Regions from separate parts of the Mus musculus genome. Here region 1 is linked to region 2. The links are chromatin loops, found by intact Hi-C in ENCODE. Cell type or tissue: heart. All regions are shown on one strand. Each heading gives the region's core, and the rest is flanking DNA. Links, peaks and the distances in the headings are about the cores only.

What was found. A loop is a pair of places that touch in the nucleus more often than their neighbours do. Peaks named below come from ENCODE experiments on the same cell type or tissue, not always from the same donor. Only the 100,000 strongest peaks of a DNase experiment are listed, where the experiment ranks them.
Region 1: it touches region 2 in a loop (2.4-fold over the local background); 1 of 42 quality-filtered maps calls a loop at or near these places.

The regions. Positions count from the first base shown.
Region 1 is chr5:92,821,747-92,827,136 of GRCm38, forward strand. The region is part of intron 2 of Shroom3 (shroom family member 3); the gene reads left to right. Among named protein-coding and RNA genes, the nearest start is that of Mir1961, 36 kb to the left of the region's middle. In heart, for the core only: a CTCF peak has its summit at 2,720 (motif pointing left); no DNase peak of the experiment used is centred there; H3K27ac peaks cover 2,255 bases.
Region 2 is chr5:92,676,355-92,681,744 of GRCm38, forward strand. No RefSeq gene overlaps it. Among named protein-coding and RNA genes, the nearest start is that of Ccdc158, 3.9 kb to the left of the region's middle. In heart, for the core only: a CTCF peak has its summit at 3,278 (motif pointing right); no DNase peak of the experiment used is centred there.

The DNA.
Region 1 (5,390 bases), core at 98-5,097, 150 kb after region 2:
AAAATAGAATAGAATAAAAATGAGAATGGTACTAGAGCTGAAGACACAGCTCAGTCAGTAAACTGTTAGCCATGCAAGTGTGAGAACCTGAGTTTGATACTCAAAACTCACCCGATGTATAGCAGTGCACACTTGTAAACACATCTCTGGGGAGACGAGACATAGACATGCAGGTCCCTGGGGCTCATTGGTCAGCCAGCCTAGCCTAATGGGAGAGCTCCAGGCCAGGGAGAGACCCTGTCTGAGAACACACAAACAACGAAACAGTGGGAACTGAGGAGGTGGCTCAGTGGTCACTTGTTGTTCCTGGATTCATTGCTAGAACCCGCCCTGCCCGGGATGCTCACAACCATCTGTAACTCTACTCACCGGAGCACCTGAGGCCTTTTCCTGGCCTCCACAGGTACCAGGCCACCAGACACACACGTGGTGCTGTCAGACATCCAGCATATTCACACACAAACAATAAGAAAAAATTTTTAAATTAAACAAGGTTGATCTCTGGTATCCATAGGCACCCATGTGCGCATGAACACATGCATAAAAAAGAACACACACACACACACCACACACACATCCAGAACTTTGAAAGCTGGAGATGTAGGTCAGTGATAGAAAATGTCTTAAATACACACGAGGTCCTGGGTTCATTCCCCCATACCATCAAACCAGTAATAATAATAATAATAATAATAATAATCTTCTTTAAATTTCTTTGAAGATTTATTTTAAATATATGAGTGTTTTGCCTCTCTCTCTCTTCTCTCTCTCTCTCTCTCTCTCTCTCTCTCTCTCTCTCTCTCTCTCTCTCTCTCTCTCTCTCTCTCTCTCTGTGTGTGTGTGTGTGTGTATCACATTCATGTCTGAGGCCCACAGATTTAAGAAACAGGCATCAGATGCCCTGGTCCTGGGTTTTGGATGGTTGTGAGCCAGCATGTCCATGCTGGAAACTGAACCAGTTTCCTCTGGAAAGAATGGTGTGGTGTGTGTGCTTAACCACTGAGCCACCTCCCCAGCTCCAGTAAAAGCTTCTTACAGAAGCATGGCTGTCTTGGTTTTTGGAAATGCAAATAGGGGTTTAGAATCTGGATTTGGAAGTCGAGATTTTTCTAGACAAAGTTAAACTGTTGTTCAAAAGCGGAGAGACATGTGAAGAGAACCCCAAGGCAGGGGGATAAAGGCAAAAGGTTCATCTGAGATGTGCTTAAAAAAAAAAAAAAAAACCAGGGTGGAGCTGCCCAGCAAGTGGGAGTAGTTGCTATAGTCCAGCCTGGGCTTTGCTTTCTGGTTCGAAGGTGGCATTTCCTAATTTGCACAGGTTCCAAATGAGCTAGGGTAGGCCTGTCTGGGTGCAGCTGTCCTTTCTGGAATCTGTATGAGGGTTCTCCTGCGACTAAGCAGGACCTGAAAGTGTGAAGATGGAGGTAATGACAGATTGAAAAGACCACTAGAAAACAGCTCCAAACCTGTATTTGTAAAGGCCTCACTGGCCGCATTTTGTCATGTCTTTTTTTATTGTTCTTTGTTTTTGTGGCGATGGGGTATGAACCCAGCCAGGGCTTTGTTCATGCTAGGTAAGTGTACTATCGTTGAGCAACATTCCTGATGCCTAGCATCGTCTTGGTTGAACTGGGTGAGTCTGGAGTTAAACCAGAGAGATTGATGGATCTGGATGAGAAATGATGGGGGCATGACTTAGACTCAGGGGAGGGGGCAGTGGCACATTCACTCCCTGGAGGGTGGCCTAGGGGGATGAGGTGACAGGCTGAGTGAGGGGAAACAAAAGTGACTCCGAGGGTTTTCAGGTTAGCTGCCCAGTGGAAAATTGTCGTGATCCTGCAAGGACTGATAACCCCGAGAACTCTGACACAGTGTCTGGTCAGGTTCTCTCTGTTGAATAATAACAATAAAAGTTCCTTATGTAAGTGTTGTGGTTAAAGATTAAAAGCAAGGGCTTTGATACTGGAGTTAAAACACACTGGTCTTGCGCTGTGTCCCTTCAGAGAATGACCAATTGTTATAGAAGGAAATCATAGCTGTCTTCTGGGTTAGGATTTCGCTCAAGTGGAGCAAAACCCCTAGCAGAAAACCAGGTCATTCGAAGTAGGACACACCGAATGCCCAGTGGCTTCATTGCCCTTGGTTAGTCTTCCTAGACTAAGACTGGGGATGTAGTCTGGTTAAGTAGAACACTACTGAGTATGCCCTATACCCCAGCTCAAGCCCCAGTACCCCACAAAAGAAAAAAAAATCCTCCTGTTCAGAATCCATCCCAATCTCTCAAAAGTACAATGTTGTGAGGCACAGTGATGTATGCCTACCTCCAATCCCAGCTACACGGGAAGGCTGAGACAGGAAGAGTGTGAATTCAAGGTCAACCTGGGGTACACCGGAAGAACCTACCTCAACACAGATGCTAAATCCAAAGTGTCCCAGACCCCTTCCCATGCTTTCTGCAGAGAGTAGCATCTTGGGTCTGATACTGTACTTAGCTAGCAGCATCCTTCCTGACAGCATGTGCTCACATCATGATGGTCTTGAGCAGAACACCACCTCCGTGCACCATCAGCTACAACCATTTGCCAGCGTCCCTGTTTTTGCTACAAATGAGTAATGCTGTCTCTGTTTTTGTTAGGAAGAGCAGTTTCAGACATCAAGAAAGGTATGGTCTGCATTGTTGATTCATTCACTTAGCCTTTGGGCTACCGACATCTACTGGATGGCGACAATAGAGCCTTCTTTGTGTTGGCCCAGGACTCGTGAGTCAGAGAGCAGGTTTCCCACATCACATGCTCCCTCCTGATATAGGCTGGGAGAGACTGTACTGATTACAGTTGGTAGGGGAAAGCAAATCTCCAACCTACAGAAACCACTAGAAGAAAGGCAGAAAAACATGGTAGCTGGTTTTCACACGACCAAGGTGTTTTCCTAAGAATTAGAGGCCACAGAAGCTACACTGCATTAACAATTAACATTAGTCAACTCAGACTCCTGTGAACTCGAGCCTGCGCTGCCCGTAGTTAATAGCTCCAAGAAAATGCACTTCAATATTCTTATCAAGAAACCGCCTTGTCATACACTTTGGTCACTGCTCTGGAATGTCCCTCAGGGTCCTGCCAGTTTTCATTGCTTGTAGGTATGACAGAGATGCTTCTAGAAAGGCTCCTGTTTGTGTTTTTACAAACTAGAAATGCTTTTATGGCTTAATGGAACTGAAAAGAGACTCTGGTGTGCTTTTGTCTCACGTATGAAAAAGGGAACAGGGAGAATTCAGGAAGTAATATTGTTAAAGTGACTGGGATAACACAGGCTCAGGGCTGGGGAGGTGCCACCCAAGCGTGAGGACATGAGTTCCCCCCCAGAACCCAGACTCCCATGAAGATTTGGGGCCAGCACTAATCTGTCATATGCAGAGGCAAATGACCAAGAGAGCCAGCATCAAACTAGGAGGAAGGCAAGGACTGACAACCAAAGTTGCCCTCTGACCTCTCCATATGTACTATGGTATATGCACACCTGAGCTCATACATCCTCATCACAGACCCATAGCAGGAAGGAGGGATGGAGAGAGAGAAGAACAGAGACAGAGAGGGAGAGAGAAATACGTGCAAGCATTAAAGCATTTGCTTGTTTGGGGTGCTGAGAATTGAACTCGGGACCTTGTGCATGCTATGCAAATGATCTCCCACTGAGCTGTACCCACAGACCCCAATATTAATTATTAGTTTTGGCTGTCACTGAAGCAGACATGAGGATCAAAGAGTGGGAACTGGGAAACTGTATATTTATGTTACTGTAAATCTACTTTGTCCTTGGAAAAGAAGGGAGAAAATTCAAAATTAGTGAACTCTAATTGTTCGCTGTACAAGAATGGGAAATTAGGCAGCAGGGAAGAGCTTAAGTCAGTAGTTTTCAATTAAAGGGGATTTTGCTGAGGGGACACTGAACATGGTCTGTAAAGCTTTATGCTTGTTGCAGCTGTGTGGAGGGGGACAATCAGGCTTCTAGATGCTCGTGGGCAGGTGTCTGGCTGCTGAAAACATTCCAAGATAAAGGCTCTTAGGATCTGGGGTGTTAGGATTTTATGGTAGAATGCTTTACCATACCCCCACACACTCATCCACATACATACCACACACACCACACATACATACACACACCGTACCCCACATATAATACCACACACATACTCACACACATATACACACATTCTCCCCCACACTCATACACACATACACCACATACATACACACACCACACCATACACACCCACAATCATACCCACACACACCATGCACATCATACATACACACTCATACACACACATATACACATTCACATATACACCACACACACATAGACAAACACATAATCCACACACTCATATACTACATTCACATATACCACATATTCCTCACACACCACACTCACATACACCATGTACATAACATACAGACACATACACACACACACACACACACACACACACACACACACATATAACATACACACAAAGTCTCTTTTGGTGAGAAAGTAGCTCCCGTTGCTTTCTGATAGTTGAAATTATTTTCCCCAGGCTGTATGGGGAAGTTTTCTTACCCCTCCCAGGTTTAGTTTCTTCATATCTAGCTCTCTAGTTATCCGACAGGTCAAGTCAGGTGCTGGGGAGACTGTAGGGAGAAAAGATTGGCCCAGATCCTCCTCCTGTGTTCTCATTAGTGCCCTGTGCACACAGCCAATGCTTGGTGCTGAGGAAGCAGAGGAGAGCCCCCATCAGGAAATGCAGCAGAGGAGAGCCCCCATCAGGAAATGCAGCAGAGGAGAGCCCCCAACAGGAAGTTCCTGCACATTTCAACAGTCCTCCATGGAAAGGAAAAGTTGGTTTTTCAAATACCTGCCAAGCCTGAAGCCAGCCAGGGGCAACTGCCACAGCCTGCTTTCTTCCTTTCTTCCCTCTTTCCCTCGACTGAACTTGCAAGTCATTTATTGAGCATCTACCATCCCAACCCATGTGATGAAGTCTATCCATGATAGGGAAAGGGAATTTAAGGGCTAGGTGGAAGAATATTATTAAGCCCTGTCAATATCAGCTTACCTCAAAACAGGAAAGCAATGTTAGCTAGTCAGTGTTTTTCCTTTAGGCTTTCTGTCTCACAGAGCACACAGTGAACCTTTGCCGTGCATTTGTCTTTGTGGAGAAACTAAGAATATGCATGTGTTGCAGCCATAGGTTAATTTTCATGGTCTAGTTTCCTGTAGAAGAGTTTTGCTTCACTTCTGAGAGATACCCTGGCCTCGTTCTTCATTAGTGGGCCATATCAGTGCATAGTAGCCAAGATGAAATTTAATTATAGCAAATAATCTTTGTGGGGGAATAGGGGTAAGGTTCA
Region 2 (5,390 bases), core at 281-5,280:
CTAAGCAGGACGATAAATGGCTAGCCTCTGTGACTAGACTGAAAACAAGTTCCAATTAGTTTCCTTTAAACCTTTTCATTTCTATCAAAACATAAGTGTGTTCTTTTGGCATAAAACATTTTAATTACCTAACACGTGACTCTTATTGCTGTCTCATTTTGTGTGTGTTTGTACCCTGAATAAAGTTTTTTCTTCTCTTGATCGGGCTATGTGACTTAGGAAGCCTCAGCCTAAATGTGGGTCCTAGCCCAGTTAGGAGGGGTGGAAGGGAAACCTTCCAAAGGTGAGTTTGTGGTTGTCCCTACCATCCTTTGTTACCATCAGAACCCAGTTTCTTTAGCCTTCCCATGTGGACTGAAGACCAGGGGCTCCCCACACCTCCTGTACCAGCCTAGGATTGCTAAGGCACCCAGCCTTATACACTAACTAGGTCCTGGGTTTTCAGCCTCTTCAGAGGGATACAGACCTTACTGTGAAAGGTGAAGTAGTAAAGCCTAAATATGCATTCACTCTGTTCCTCTAGAGAGCATTAACTATAGTAGGGGTGCAAGTGGAGCTCAGAGGTCAGTGTGGGGTATCTTCCTCGGAGAGAGCTTTCCCTCTGCCTTTTTACATAGGTTCTGGGACCAAACACAGGGAGTCAAGCTTGCTAGGTGAGTCCCTTTCCCAGCTGAGCCATACTGCGGGTTCCACCTTAGTTCCTGAGATAGGGTCTCTTACTGAGCCTGGAGCTCACAGTTGGCTAGACTGACCCACCAGCAAGACCCAGAGAGCCTCCTGTCTCTGTCTCCCCAAGCTTTTGAATATGTGGGTGCTGAGGACCCAAACTCCAGTCTTCATACTTGCAGGGCAAGAACTGTATAAAAACAACACCTCCTTGCCTTATAGAACAAAGAGCTTAAAGAGGAAGGAAGGGGTCCAGGATTCCTTAAGCAGCCATTCATTATTGCACAGACGTTGATAGGCACCAGGCTTAAGTGATGAGTGATGAATAATATATCATCTTGGTTTTTTGTTTCTTTGTTTTAAAATTTTTAAATGTGTTGTGTGTGGGTGTCATATATATATATATATAGTGTGTGTGTGTGTATGTCTTTGCACCAAGGAGGTGTTGTATTCCCTGGGACTGGAGTCACAGGCAGTTGTGATTCCAATCACATTTCATTACAAGAACAGCCAGTGCTCTTAAACCACTGAGTCATCTCTCCAGCCATGCTACTGAGCATTTTTCCCCTGTTGTTCTAGGAATCATACTCCAATCATAAATGCTATGCAAATGCTGCAAAATACACACCTACATATGGTATGTATGTGTATATATATGTATATATATGGTTGTTTTATATACATTTTAATGTAACACAGTTGCTTAGAACAGTATTTTAAATATGTATGCCACATATCCCATATATATCCCATACATATACATATATGTATATCATATATATATCACAACTCCAACAACACTATCATTTAAACGTATGTTAAAATATACATACAATGATTATTTAAACCTTTTGAAAATTACATTTATTTGTTTGTTTATTTGTGTAGAGCACATGTTGTGGTCAGAGGGCACCTTGCAGGCCTTGGCTCCTGCCTTCCACCATATGTGTCCCAGATATTAAAGCCAGTCGGTCAGATTTGGCTACAAGTACATTTACCCATTATGCTGTCTCACTGGCCCAGGGGCCCATTTTTGGCATTTTTATTATAAGTGGCATTAGCTCACACACTCTTTTGCTGGTTTTTTGTTTGTTTGTTTATTGTATTTGGTTTTTGTTTTGTTATAACCAGTCCTCTCTGAAACTTCGTTCTTCCCCAGCTGGAACTTGGTGCTTATTATATTCTAGTTTCTCCAACCCCAGCAATCATTGTTCTAGTTTCTGTGTCTATGGTCTTATCTGCTGTAGGCACTGCTCATATGTATAAGCAAATAGAGCTTTTTAAAAAAGGTTTATGTTATTTGTACGAGAGTTTTTCTTGCATGAACATATATGTACAACATTCGTGCCTGGTGCCCTTGGGGCCAGAAAATGGAGTTGTATCCCCTCAAACTAGATTACAGGTGGTTGTGAGCCACCATATAGGTGCTGGTAACTAAGCTTGGAAAGTGTGGAAAAGCAGTAAGTACTCTTACCTGGTGAGCCATCTCTCTGGCCCCCAGTGTCTGCTTGTATGTGTCCGGCTTACTTAGTATGTTTTGAAGGTTTATTTCTACAAATGTATTCCACTCCCTTTGCTTTGTTTTGTTCTGAGACACAGTCTTGTGTGGCCCAGGCTGACCTCAAACTCACTACATAGTCAAGGATGACCTTGAATCCTGATCTTCCTGCCTCCACCTTCCAAATGCTAGGGTTACATGGTGTGTACCACCATGCCCAGAGAATTTCATTCTGTTTATATATATATATATATATCACATGGTGTTATTTGCTCATGTGTTCCTGGAATTCTCGAAGTCCTTGTACAGTAAGTTTATGTTGCTAGTTTTCTTGCTTGCTTTTTGAGTCAAGGGTATCCCTACATAGCCCAGACTGGCCTGGAATGTCACATGTAGCCCAGCTGCCCTTGAATTGACAATACTCCTGTTTCTGTGGCTGAGCACTGGGGTGGCAGGTGTGCATCATGAGGCTCTGCTGACCTTTTAAGATCTAACATCATGGAGACAAAATTCCCTTTGAATAAACTGCCGCCACCTGCCTTATACCATCCATGAGTCGTGCCCGATGTACGCTGATAAAACCGCCATGGCAATTACAATCACCGTGGACCCCTTCGGAAAGATTTTGATTATCTGTGCTGTGATTATTGTGACACGGGCCTTATTGTAGCTTGAGGGGCAGGTGCTGTACATTGTCTGTTCCTTGTGTTCTCCTTGATTCTTGCTGAACCCCAGTTATGGGGAAGTATCCATCATAATGTTCTATGGTTCTGTACTTCAGGGAAAGTTCCAGCATGGAGATACTATTGGAATAAACTAACTTTCGTGCCTTCATGCTTTTCCCAAGAACCTGCTTTCGGGGGCAGTGTGTAAACCACTTCTGGCCTTTGCAGGCCAGGAGCTGCCGGCTACCTAAGGCTGTCTTAGGAAGACCCATGAAGAGGTGACTCTTTTTGTGTATAAAATATTGCCTAGAGAAATGGGCAAGCTTTAAAATAAGCTGGATTTTGTTTTAGATTGTTCAGAATCATTCTAAGACTATATAATTTATTCCAACCTGTACTTCAACATCTTGTCTGCAATGACTTGAATAAATTAGTGGCCCAGAAGGACCACTAGATGTCACCCTGGCTTCATTTTCAGAGACTTTCTTGAGCAGTTAAAAACAACCAAAATTCAATGCTTTGAAAATTAATTAGAATTCCAGCGTTTGGAAGGCAGAAGCAACTGGATTTTTGTGAGTCTGTGGCCAGCCTGGTCTACGGAGCTTTCTCCACGCCAGCTACAGCTATATAGTGAGATCTCGTCTCAACAAAACAAGCATTAATAAATATATAAAATAAAAATTGTATTAGAGATGTCAGCAAAAGTAGGAGCTGTAGCTTGAAGGCAGAGCTGTTGTCATCGAGAGCATGAAAGGCCCTTGTATCCCTGATGCATATATACCCATTGCAAAAAAAAAAAAATTAGTAAAACTAGAAAGATACTATGGCATTTGAAAGAGTTGAGTATGGGAATGCTAGATGGGGAGCAAGGTGTTGTGGCTATATTTCTCCTCTGTGGACACACGATGAGACTTGTAAGAAAGACCTTGCAGAATTTGTCAAATATATATATATACATACACACACACACACACACATACACATATATATATATATATATATATATATACACACACACAAACACACACACACACACACACACACACACACATATATATACACACACACACACACACACATACATACATACACACATACACACACACACACACTGGGCATGGTGGTACACACCTGTAACCCTAGCATTTGGAAGGTGGAGGCAGGAAGATCAGGATTCAAGGTCATCCTTGACTATGTAGTGAGTTTGAGGTCAGCCTGGGCCACACAAGACTGTGTCTCAGAACAAAACAAAGCAAAGGGAGTGGAATACATTTGTAGAAACAAACCTTCAAAACATACTAAGTAAGCCAGACACATACAAGCAGACACTGGGGGCCAGAGAGATGGCTCACCAGGTAAGAGTACTTACTGCTTTTCTAGAGGACCCAAACTCAGTTCCCAGCACCCACATGTGTAGTTGCCACCTGCTGGGGTGTGTCTATTATGAAAATGATTTATTTTTAAATTAGTAAAGTAGAGTCAAGTCTAAATATGAGGCAGAAGGATAGGGATGTAGCAGAAATCAGAAAAGAGACGGTGACACTTTTCTTCTGAGGCCTTTCTTCCAAATCAGGAAGAAGCTGGGTGGGGGGATCCTTGAAATACTCCCTCCAATTAGTTGTCTGTCCTCTGACCTCCACAGGCACACCATGGCTGCCAAGTCAAGTTACCTTCATACCAAAATGACAATGTGAAGACCCTGTGAAACCCAGAGGAAAAAGTCATACTATAGTGTGTGTGTGTGTGTGTGTGTGTGTGTGTGTGTGTGTGTGTGTTCAAACGCCTTCAGGATACTCATGTGGAGGTCAGAGGGCAACCTTAAGTGTAGCTGCTTGCCTACTACCTAGCTTGAGTTGGGGTCTCTGCTTCAATCCACTTCCTAGCTGACTTACAGCTTCCGGGTTATCCATCCCCATCTTTGGTCTGCCCGTGGGAGAACAGGGATCATGGACACAGACACCACTGTGGCTGTCTACAAGGGTTCTGGGTGTTAGAACTCACTTGCACAACAGTGCTTAACCTATTGAGCCCACCCTACTATTTTTTATTTTTTAGACATAATATTGCTGCATTACTAAGGCTGAACTTTGAGAACTCACGATTCTCCAGCTTAGGTGGGACTACAAACCCTCACCACCATGCCCAGCTTTCCTTTCAGTCTTTGTTTACAAATTAAGCTGCAAAAGGAAGTATCAATAAAAACAGCCTAAGGAAGTATCAATAAAAACATCCTAAATTACCCTTAAGGATCAACTCAGGTTTACCACTTTCACTTGGCATACCTGTTTCCATTAGATTACCATTATATAAAAATGATATTTTTTCCCTACTATTGGGCCCTTTGGGTAAAGTTATTACTGCAAACAGTAATAAAATAAAACAATACAGGCCTTGTGCTGTATATTAAATGTTAGCCTTTGGAGGAGGGAGGAGGTAGGGTCTCGGGTGTCCCGGCTGCCCTGAACTTTATGACCTTGACCTTCAGATGCTGCTGATGTGGTACTAAGCTACACTCCCCCCATGCCAGCCTAAGCATCACAGGTGTAGCTCATGTGTTTATT